4 separate regions of the Mus musculus genome follow, and regions 1, 2 and 4 are each linked to region 3. Evidence: chromatin loops called from intact Hi-C (ENCODE). Cell type or tissue: heart. All regions are shown on one strand. Region 1 overlaps Map3k4 (mitogen-activated protein kinase kinase kinase 4). Region 2 has its middle 4.2 kb from the start of Wtap. Region 3 holds the start of Map3k4 (mitogen-activated protein kinase kinase kinase 4). Region 4 overlaps Prkn (parkin RBR E3 ubiquitin protein ligase).

What was found. A loop is a pair of places that touch in the nucleus more often than their neighbours do. Peaks named below come from ENCODE experiments on the same cell type or tissue, not always from the same donor. Only the 100,000 strongest peaks of a DNase experiment are listed, where the experiment ranks them.
Region 1: it touches region 3 in a loop (2.5-fold over the local background); 13 of 42 quality-filtered maps call a loop at or near these places.
Region 2: a loop joins it to region 3, with 2.2 times the contacts of the local background. A loop is called at or near these places in 3 of 42 quality-filtered maps.
Region 4: a loop joins it to region 3, with 3 times the contacts of the local background. A loop is called at or near these places in 2 of 42 quality-filtered maps.

Annotation. Positions count from the first base shown.
Region 1 is chr17:12,265,071-12,267,570 of GRCm38, forward strand. The region is part of intron 3 of Map3k4 (mitogen-activated protein kinase kinase kinase 4); the gene reads right to left. Gm46605 (a long non-coding RNA gene) reads left to right here. Exons shown (of 3, transcript XR_001782245.2): 2 at 1,588-1,748. Among named protein-coding and RNA genes, the nearest start is that of Gm46605, 1.6 kb to the left of the region's middle. In heart, a CTCF peak has its summit at 1,197; DNase peaks (open chromatin) are centred at 991 and 1,301; H3K27ac peaks cover 1,393 bases.
Region 2 is chr17:12,995,207-12,997,706 of GRCm38, forward strand. No RefSeq gene overlaps it. Among named protein-coding and RNA genes, the nearest start is that of Wtap, 4.2 kb to the left of the region's middle. In heart, a CTCF peak has its summit at 1,377 (motif pointing left); no DNase peak of the experiment used is centred here.
Region 3 is chr17:12,317,379-12,319,878 of GRCm38, forward strand. It overlaps Map3k4 (mitogen-activated protein kinase kinase kinase 4), which reads right to left and starts at 1,282. Exons shown (of 27, transcript NM_011948.2): 1 at 1,120-1,282. The coding sequence starts at 1,250. 4732491K20Rik (RIKEN cDNA 4732491K20 gene) reads left to right here and starts at 1,475. Exons shown (of 2, transcript NR_045290.1): 1 at 1,475-1,794. In heart, no CTCF peak of the experiment used is centred here; a DNase peak (open chromatin) is centred at 1,443; H3K4me3 peaks cover 2,477 bases; H3K27ac peaks cover 2,163 bases.
Region 4 is chr17:12,035,149-12,037,648 of GRCm38, forward strand. All of the region lies in intron 10 of Prkn (parkin RBR E3 ubiquitin protein ligase), which reads left to right. Among named protein-coding and RNA genes, the nearest start is that of Gm46604, 5.0 kb to the left of the region's middle. In heart, a CTCF peak has its summit at 1,250 (motif pointing right); no DNase peak of the experiment used is centred here; H3K27me3 peaks cover 782 bases.

The sequences.
Region 1 (2,500 bases), 52 kb before region 3:
GCTCCTGCCCTCCGGAGTGTCCTCATCTCTCCTCACTGCTCCTACACAGAGTCCTCTGGCCCTTGCGCATCTCCATGTGCTGACCCTGGCACAGGCTGCTTGCTCCTCTAGGAGTTTTCCTAATACGGCCTAATTTCCAAGACACCTGTGATACCTTTCTAAGGATCTCCTTCACCCTACAGCATGCCACGCACACTATCCCTCAAGTTCATTTTGTCAGCATAGAAATATCATAGCTCAATGACTGGGCAGTGTGTGTGTTTGTGGAGGGGATCAATGCTCAAAAGTCAGAAAGTCTGGCTCTGGGTTACTTAATTAGCTATGTGGTTCTGAAAGCTTGTCTTAACCCAAGCTGGACCCTTCTAGTTGACACTCGGTGCTGCACTAGTCCCTGTGAAGACCATGCCCTCTTACTTAGCCCCAAAGCCCAATATCCGCACAGACACTGACCACACCAGCCATGAAGATCCGGTAAGACTTTACGCTGCACTGTGACCATCCTGCTGTTCCTCACAGGCCAACCCCTGACAAATGACACTGTCTTCAGGTGGAGGCCGGAATGCCCACCTCTAGGGGTTTTCTGTGGCTGCCTCGGGGAGCATGTTTCTCACAATGCATGCTTGGTTACTCGGTCGCATCCACCACTGCACACTGAGCTCCCTGGTAAACCACCAGGTCTGAGAAGAAGACCCTTTACCTCCAGTTAATTAGGATCGGCCAATACTCCGGTCAGCATGTGCATTACAGCGATGCTAAACCAACCTTGACCAGTAAGTTAATGGTGAACACCTTGATTCTCCAGCTCCCCCAATAGCACCAGCAAACAACTGACTCCCTGAACTCCTGTTATCAATAAGTCTCTGGTTCTCAGATCTGCTACTGTGCTGCTAGAGGACGCCATCACAGACTGAAATCCCTATGGCGCCTAGCAGACAGCAGACACTAGGCGGATGGGAGGGGCCGGGCGGATGGGAGGGGCCGAGCGAACAGCTCTTATGCTATTGGTCAGCTTCAGCTACAGACAGCAGTTCCTGGGTGGGAATGAGGCCTGGTGTTCAAAGAGAAACCTCCAAGGCAGAGTTTCAGAGGAACTCCTCCCATTTAAAATATTAACCCCTAAGTTAAAAGGCAGTACTATGCATGCATACGTATAGGTATGTTATCATTAAAAGCATGGGAGACAAAATGTTAACTCTAGGAGGCAGCAGAGCACAGCCAAGACAGACATAGCTTAGCCAGACTTCATGTCCTGGTGCTGGTACATGCAGTCCATGCGCCCCTGACCTAATTACTTGGCTCTCCTCCTCCTTAGGCACGGGCCACTGTTCAGCCAGTGGCTGCTGTGGCCTGTCCCCAACAGTGGGGCTGCTCTGCTGTCACCACGGGATCCAAGCGCTCCCTGCGACTTCCAACTCCCATCTTACTGTCAGGTCTGATTCAGCTGGCTCACAGCTGTCAAAGCCATGTGGCATAGCTTCCCCCACATAAATCTGTTTTAAAACAGAAACCCTCTAGGCAAATGAGCAAGCGTGTGCTTCTGAGGCTGTCATTAAACCAGAGCTCTTGTAACTTTACTTATGAAATCAGACAGGCAATGACTGGAACAAACGACTTGGCCCCGGCAGCTTCATGGTAGCAGGAAGATTACCACGCCCTCCTCGGAGCCTGGGGTGGCTGGCGAATACCTGCACTGTGCGAGCCATTGGTCCTGCATTCCACACAAGGTTTGCTCTCCGGGATGGGCAGAGGTATGTGTATTTTTAAAGCTCTTCGGATAATGCTGATGTGTAGCCTGGCCTAGAAACCACTGGTCTATTTTTAAGTCTGGTAGCTCAGACTCCCCCAACAATCCACAACACAGTGACTCGGAGGTTACTCCTCTCTAAGCCAGTTTCCTCAGGGGTAAACTGGAGCAGTGAGCCTGTCTAGCACCTGGTGAGTCTAAGTGGCAGCTTAGTCTCCAATGCCGTGTCCACAATAAACAGCCTCTTCAGGGTTTCCTGTGTCACAGGAAAGACTGGCAGAGTGTTTAACCTTCAAAGACAAACAGTACTTTATTGGCCATTAAACATAATTACGTAATTTCTAATGCAAGAAATTAATTAAGACAGTAACCAAGCACTTTCTTGGTATTTGTGATAATATGGCAAAGGCAGTCGAGCAGTGTTAGTATCTTATATACTACACTAAAATACATGCAACCTCACTGAGGAGCCCTGGGAAAGTGGGGGGGGTGGGGGGGGGGCTAAAAGACAGGCAAAGAGGTGGTGCCACACCAGCACCACAGCAAGGGTACTGCTCCTGTTAAAGGGCGATGGACAGGTAATTAGAGACCCTGTGCACACAAAAGACACCCGCAGGCTAGCCCATAAGCAGTAACACAGCGGCAGCCATGCTCAGTCCCTGGTGGGCAGGCCAGAGGCACTGAGCTCACAGGCAGCATCTACAGAAGGGCAGGCACTGGAGACTGAGCACTGGCACGTTCAGCTGGCCTAGCCTG
Region 2 (2,500 bases), 680 kb after region 3:
AGAATTCTCAGCTCTTCCTGCACCATGCCTGCCTGGTTGTTGCCATGTTCCTGCCTTGATGAAAATGGACTGAACCTCTGAACCTGTAAGTCAGCCCCAATTAAATGATGTCCTTATAAGAGTTGCCTTGGGTTGCAGACCCCTTCAGCTCCTTGGGTACTTTCTCTAGCTCCTCCCCTGGGGGCCCCGTGTACCATTGTATGGATGACTGTGAGCATCCACTTCTGTATTTGCTAGGCACTGGCATAGCCTCATATGAGACAGCTGTAACAGGGTCCCTTCAGCAAAATCTTGCTGGCATAAGCAATAGTGCTGGGTTGGTGGTTGATTATGAGATGGATCCCCGGTGGAGTAGTCTCTAGGTGGAACAACAATATGAACTAACCAGTACCCCCAGAGCTTGTGTCTCTAGCTGCATATGTAGCAGAAGATGGCCTAGTCGGCCATCATTGGGAAGAGAGGCCCCTAGGACTTGCAAACTTTATATGCCCCAGTACAGGGGAACGGCAGGGCCAAGAAGTGGGAGTGGGTGGGTAGGGGAGCAGGGCAGGGGGAGGGTATAGGGAACTTTTGGGATAGTATTTTGAATGTAAATAAAGAAAATATCTAATAAAAAAAAGAGTTGCCTTGGTCATGGTGTCTGTTCACAACAGTAAAACCCTAACTAAGACATGTAGAATGCTGCCAATCTCTAAGTATATCTATCTCTGGGGAAGGGCTGGGGAAAAGCTAACCATAATTCAAGGCCCTTCCTCAGGGGAATATAACTGTACCTTCATTCTGGGTGTTCTGGGTCTGCAAACTGGCTCAAGTCTGGAAATTGGTTCATTGGTCAAGATTTCCTTTTGCCTCAATCCAATGGAGCCTTCGTTTGAGAATTTTCCTAGGTATACAAATCAAAACAGAAACACAGTAGGCTTCTTATCTATTTCATGATTGGAAATACCATGATTGATTAGCCAGCACCAAAGGTCTATATGAGTCATGCCACAATAAACTTCACTTTGTCTGTGATGGCCTATATGGGTCAGGCTATTATGTTCTGCCTATGCTGCCAGGTATGATAGCCAAAGGCTATTGACGAGCTTTTCCTTAACTAATCAATGAGTGTGGGGGTGATTTCTCTCTGATAAGGCATATTCTTTCTGTAACATTTCTACTCTACCTGCTCTATCCTGCCAAACAGCAGAGAAAAATCAGCAAGTTGCCCAACAACAGCAGTGAGCTGAGATGTGGTTATCTATTGAGACACCAGGACAGGACTACTCCATAGCCCAAGCACATGGAATTGTGGTCATCTGGCATACCTTTTTCAACAGAAACTATGCTGAAAGCTCTGTATAGTACTGTTTTCTGGGAAGAAGCACCACCTGGTGGCCACACGGATGCAAACTATCGGTCCTTGTAGTAATAGATGTGAGAGCCGTGATTGTTGTGTATTTTCTAATGGAGTTGGGGGACATTGCATGTCATTAACAGGGGAGCTTTTAGAAGGGCCTGCTGGTTTCAAATATGGGATGAACCTTCTTTTCAACCTTCCTTGATTTGGTTCTGGTTTCTTGGGTTCCTTGCAGGGGTGGGAAGAATTGGTCAGGTACCAGTCAAAGGAAATGGCAGGAGGCTGAGTCTTCAGTGAAGCTAAGAAGCAAATGTAATCTAGGCCTAAGGTCAGAAGAAAAGAGGAGTAGCAAGCCTCGGGTTAAAAAAATTAATGAGGAATTGAATGTAAGAAATACAATGAGAAGGTCAGGTGACGAAAGGCACACATGGAGAAGGTGTGTAGAGGCAGTCGGAGCAACATTTCTAAACAGACTGTATAAAGGCAGGTTTGACAGCTGTGCATAGAAGGTGCCCCTTTGTAAGCTCTTCACTCTGGAAGCCAAGGAAGGAGGATCCATATGTGTATGTGTATGAGGCTTGGTTGGGAGATGGCTCAGTGGGTAAAGTGGCTGCTGGAAGTGTAAGGATCCAAGTTCGGATCCCCAGTATCCACATAAAAGCCGGGGATGGTAGTGCCTGGCTGTAACTCTGTTGCTGTTGGGGTAGTGGTAGAGACAGATGGGGACCTAGGAAATTGATGAACTCTAGCCTCATTGGGAGAATGATTTTTTTTAAAGATTTATTTATTATTTATATTATAGCTGTCTTCAGACACACAATAGAGGGTGTCAGATGTCATTACAGATGGTTGTAAGCCACCATGTGGTTGCTGGGATTTGAACTCAGGATCTTCATAAGAACAGTCAGTGCTTTTAACCCCTGAGCCATCTCTCCAGCCCCTCGGAGAGTGATTTAGGAAGATATCAGACATTGATCTCTGGCCTTCCATGAGCACAGCACCTACATACACATAAGCATCCATCCATAAGACCATGTACATACATCACTTACACACAAAAAGGGGGTGAGCCCAGGATTTGGGTGTGAGATGCATTTCCCATGCCTGTCAGAGAGCAGAACAGAGGAGCGATCAGCATCCCTGCTGTGTGTCTTATCCACC
Region 3 (2,500 bases):
GTAAGGACTCACATTTATTATTTCTAAAATAACGATTAAAGGAGTAAAAATTGCTCAACAGCTCAATACATTAAGAAAATTATGAACTTTCTGAAAAAAGACTTCTAATAGCACCCTGTACTATTCCTTAAAGAAAATGCCCCAAAAGATGTCACAGAACTATCTTGAAATTAAGAAACACAATGCAGTAGCTCTCACGGCTTTGAAAAAGTAAAATTCCTCTCAGGCAACCCAGTGGTGACAAGCAAGGATGTGAATGGCTCCCGTGTTCGGGTCTCGCTACAACTATAAATTTGCTATTTCTTCAAGCAGGAAAAAGCAAAGCTATTTAACTGCCTTCTTCCTGAGGTTATAGAGCGAGACCTTAAGCCAGGAGGAGTTGTGGGAGTGTTTTCACTATAGGGGACAGGAAGCAGTCAAAGTTTATCCTGAGATGCAAAGGACTGGCATTTAAACACAAAATCAGGACACCGTGAGTTTACCCTCCCAATTAAAACTTGAGACTCTTCGTAGCAGTTAAAAGAGCTTCTACGGAGCAGAATGCAACAGATACTCTGGGTACCAAAGTTCCATCTTGGAGCTTCCTGCGGTAGCAAAGTTTCACACATAAACCCTTAGCTATTTTCGTGCGCAACACTGCATCAGGCTGTTGCTAGAAGACAGTAAAAGGATCTCTGACAAGGAACCTTGTCTGCAGTTACGTGAAGCTTCGCCCTGGGGACAGAAGGCTGGGAGGCGCGCTGCAAAGGGCTGAAGGAGCAAGGAACTGCCGAGAGGCACGTCGCCTCTCTTTTCCTGGAAAAAGGAGAAAGATGGACCACCTTCCTTCCATCCGATCACTGATCCGAGCCCGAGCGGCAGTCCGGGGCAAGCTGGGGCTGTCTGCAGCAGGGCCCCGGGGAGCACTACTGCAAAGGCCAGGGTCGCTCGGGAGCTTGGCCTCCGAGCCCGGGCAGGGGTCGCGCGGAAGCGGAGCACCGGGCTCCGCGCTGCACCGCGCCCCTCCCGCCACCGGAGGTCCGGATGCTCCGCGCCCACCTGGCGCGCAGCCGAGGACCCCACGCCCCCTTCACGCGCCACCCTGCTCCCTCCGAGCTGCAGCTGCAGCCGTGCACTCACCTCGCCGCTGGGCAGCACTCCGGATCCGGCTCGGGCTGTGGCGGCGGTGCTGGCCGCAGCTCCTCCATGGCGGCTGCAGGGGTGTCGGCGAGGGCAGGAGGGGGCACCGGCTCGGCGATGGCGTCTCTCATCCGTGCACCAAGCTTCGCATGACCGCGGCGGGTCGTCAGCTGCAGCCTGGTGCGGGAAGACCAGGAGCCGCGGGGTGAGGGAGTGACTCGACTCCGCCTCCGCCTCTAGCCCGCCGCAGGAGCCGTGCGCGCAGCGGCCATCTTGGGAACGGCGGCCGGCCGAACGCTGGGCTACGGCGGGCAGCGAGGGACACGCCTCGGCGGGCGGCTGAGTCCGCCTGGGCGGGGCGAGGCGGGAGGGAGGAGCGCACTGGCCAGTGGTAAATCAGGTGTCGCTGGGTGACCGCGGGTGGCCTCGGGAGGTCCTGAGGCTAAGGGCACAGGAGACATTTGGAGAGGTAGGGTTGTCTGGGCGAGCAGGAATGCTTCATAAACTGGAGCTCAAGGTCTCTGCGCCACTGGATTCTGCCTTTCGGAATAAGGATGATGTCACCCAGACGCCCACAGCTCTGACATGGAAGTGTGGGCCTTCTGCAGACTCAGACCATCAGAGTGACACACCAATCAGGCAGCAGAGGACGCCGTCCTCACCCAGGATCCCAAGGTTAGAAAGTGCTTTTTCAGAAACTTGCACAGTTGCTACACTAAAGAAGAAAGAAAGGGATAAAGAAGTTGTAAAGATTTGAAGTTATTAAAAGAATTGAAATAGCAGAGCATCTTTCAGTCATTCTTAGCTTGCGCAGCTTTACAGCCTTTGAGTTGCAATCATGCCTTCTGAAATCCAGATTCAGTTCAGAAATCGTATTCAGAATCAAATATGTTTGTTTCCACTTAGTTTGATTTTTTTTAAAAAAATGATTCTTTAGCTTTGCTATGTAGAGATATAAATTTTGAACAAATTTTTTTAACTGACTGAAAGAAAAAATTTCAAGGTAAGATTTAAGAGCTAAGCAAGATAAAGATACTCTGAAATCAGCTGTGTTACAGAAATGTCTCTGTAATTAAAGAGCATACTCTTGCTGTTGTTACAGTAGACTACATTATCTATAATGTCTGCCAGTGCTGGATTTCTGAGTTGACATCCCTTTCATTAATTCAACAACATGCAGTCAGTCAACAACTATTCAGTGCACATATTGCATTAGGACTTCGGGAGACACTAAGGAAGCAGCCGTGAGAAGTTGCCTAATGGAGGGAGAGAGAACAAAGCAAAACGAAGCATTCAAAGGAAATGAACTCAGTCTATCCTAATAATTTTAAAGACCCATTCATTTTCACTGAGAGCTCTGCAGAGTGTTTCCCATCTCTCT
Region 4 (2,500 bases), 280 kb before region 3:
TCAGCACAGACTCTTTCATTCCGATCTTAACTGCTAATATTGAGAGCACACGTCGCACTGTAAATATATCTATGCCTACATGTCTTTTAGATAGATATGTATCTTTATACACATATGCTAGCCACAGAATGGATACAAAAGGTTTCAAAGGCCCCAGCAGAAATTTGCTTTCTGAAGTATAAACTGATTCTGTATTGATAAACACTCTGTGGAAGAAGCTGCCGCTGTAGAATCAACCACTGCGGAGCCAGGGTTGAAATCAGAGCTGTGAAGATGAGTTCAGCTGCAGAAGAGAAGAGGAGGTGGCTGGACAGAGGTCCTAAGGGGGGAAGAGCATTGGGCAGGTGGCAGCTGAGTGGGTGGTGGGGATGGAGCTGAAGTGCAGGGATGATGGGAATCCTCCGTTTGCTGGTCCACACTGGGTGTCGGGTGACAGGTCAGTACGGGGCCTCTGTCACAGAAGCCCCAGTGTCCATGGGTTCCAGGTGAAGGAAAACCCTTCCCCTGGCCTGAAGTGTCCAGTGAGTTCTTGGGTCTGGTTTCCTTGATCCATTTGTAATAGACCCATGTGCGTCTGCAGTCTGAACACACCCTCATAAATATATAGCCTACAACACTCTCTACTACCTGGAATAAGTCAGTATTGCTGCGTAGGTGACACCAGACAGATATCGTTCTCTACGAGTCCACCCAGGAGTGCAATTATACTCTCCACTCAAAATGGTGTCAAAAGCTGCTTGTAAAATGTCTCTCAGGGCAAGGCACTCTCTTAAAAATCCAGTCTTTCTGAGGTCGAGGCCAGCCTGGTCTACAAAGTCTAGGATATCCAAGGCTATACAGAGAAACCCTGTCTGGAAAAAACAGAAAATAAATAAATAAATAAATAAATAAATAAATATTTAAAAGATCCAGTGTTTCAAACCATATGTAGTGGCTTACATCAGGACACAGCCTGATTTTAATAATACTACACACATAAATAATTGATATCACACACATAATACACATAACATACCTCACACCACCCACACAGCCTACTTACTCTATACACATAGTACAAACACCACATACACGCATAGTATATGTACTCTACATATACATTATACTTACTCACCACACACAGACACAGACATACACACACAGAGACACACAGACACACACACACACAAAATGATTCCCACAGAAGAAAATTGTGCCCTGGCCTTCCTCTTCAGAGTGGCTGCAGAGTGCCCCTCTGGCCACCAGAGGGCGCTAAATCCTTAAGGGAAATGCTTATTTCCAACAAACCAGAAATCAAATTCCCTAGTTTGATGTTTAGACCAGGCATACGTTTGAAAGCTAAAAACTGGATTTTGGTTATCATTATCCCTTCATTCCTAGGCTGCTTAAAACCAGGTGTGTGGGGGCAACAACTACATGGGTGTGTTCCTGACCATTGGCTGCGTCGTTAACGGGTCAGCTACCTCCAAGTGTAAAGCGGCTCACCAAGCCATCTCAGGCTGTTGTGGAGCGTTCTATACCAGGAACATAATCAAGAATGAATGTGTCTTTCCACAAGGTGTCATGGATTTAACAACAGCATTTTGTCCCCTGATGATATACCATAAGCTCATTTGTTCTTTTAATTGTTTTATTGTTGCTGGTTTGGTTGGTTATTTTTCAAGACATGGTTTCTCTGGGTAGTCCTGGCTATCCTGGAACTCACTCTGTAGACAAGGCTGACCTCAAAGGAACTCAGAGACCCTCCTGCCTCTGCCTCCCCAGTGCTGGGACTAAGGGCATGCACCACCTGGCTTTTGTTTTGTTTTGTTTTATGACAGGGTCTCACTGTGTAGCTCTGGTTATCTTGAACTTGCTGTGTAGACTAACTCACAGAGATCCCCCTGCCTCTACCTCCTGAGTGCTGTTATTAAAGGTGTGTAGCACCATGCCTGTCTTAGGATGTTTTATTGCAATCTTAATTCCTAACAGGAACTTGCATCACCCAGCATGCAGGAAATCTACCTATCTCTGAGTATGTGGATGCACAGCATGGCTTACAGAATGAGTAGGAGTTAAAGAGGCTGCCTGGGAGCTCTGGTTACTGAAGTGGGGTGGTGAGCGTGCTGTATTGGTAAGATAACAACCGCAAGCCTACCGCAGAAGCTGAGTACAAAGATGAAGTCAGCTGCAGGGATGGAAGGAAAGGACTGGGTGTGGTCCACACGGGCAAGCAGGACAGGCAGAGCACAGGTAAGTAGGCTGTGTCAACAGTGGGGCACCAAGGTGAAATGAAGCCCCAAGGATAGTCCAGAGTTCTCTGTCCCACGGTCCTTAATGAATACTCTGGGTATTAGAGGCGTCTTAGTTAGGGATTTACTGCTGTGAACAGACACTAAGACCAAGGCAACTCTTATAAGGACAACATTTAATTGGGGCTGGCTTACAGGTTCAGAGGTCCAGCCCATTATCATCAAGACAGGAGTGTGGCAGTGTCCAGGCAGGCATGGTGCAGGAGGAG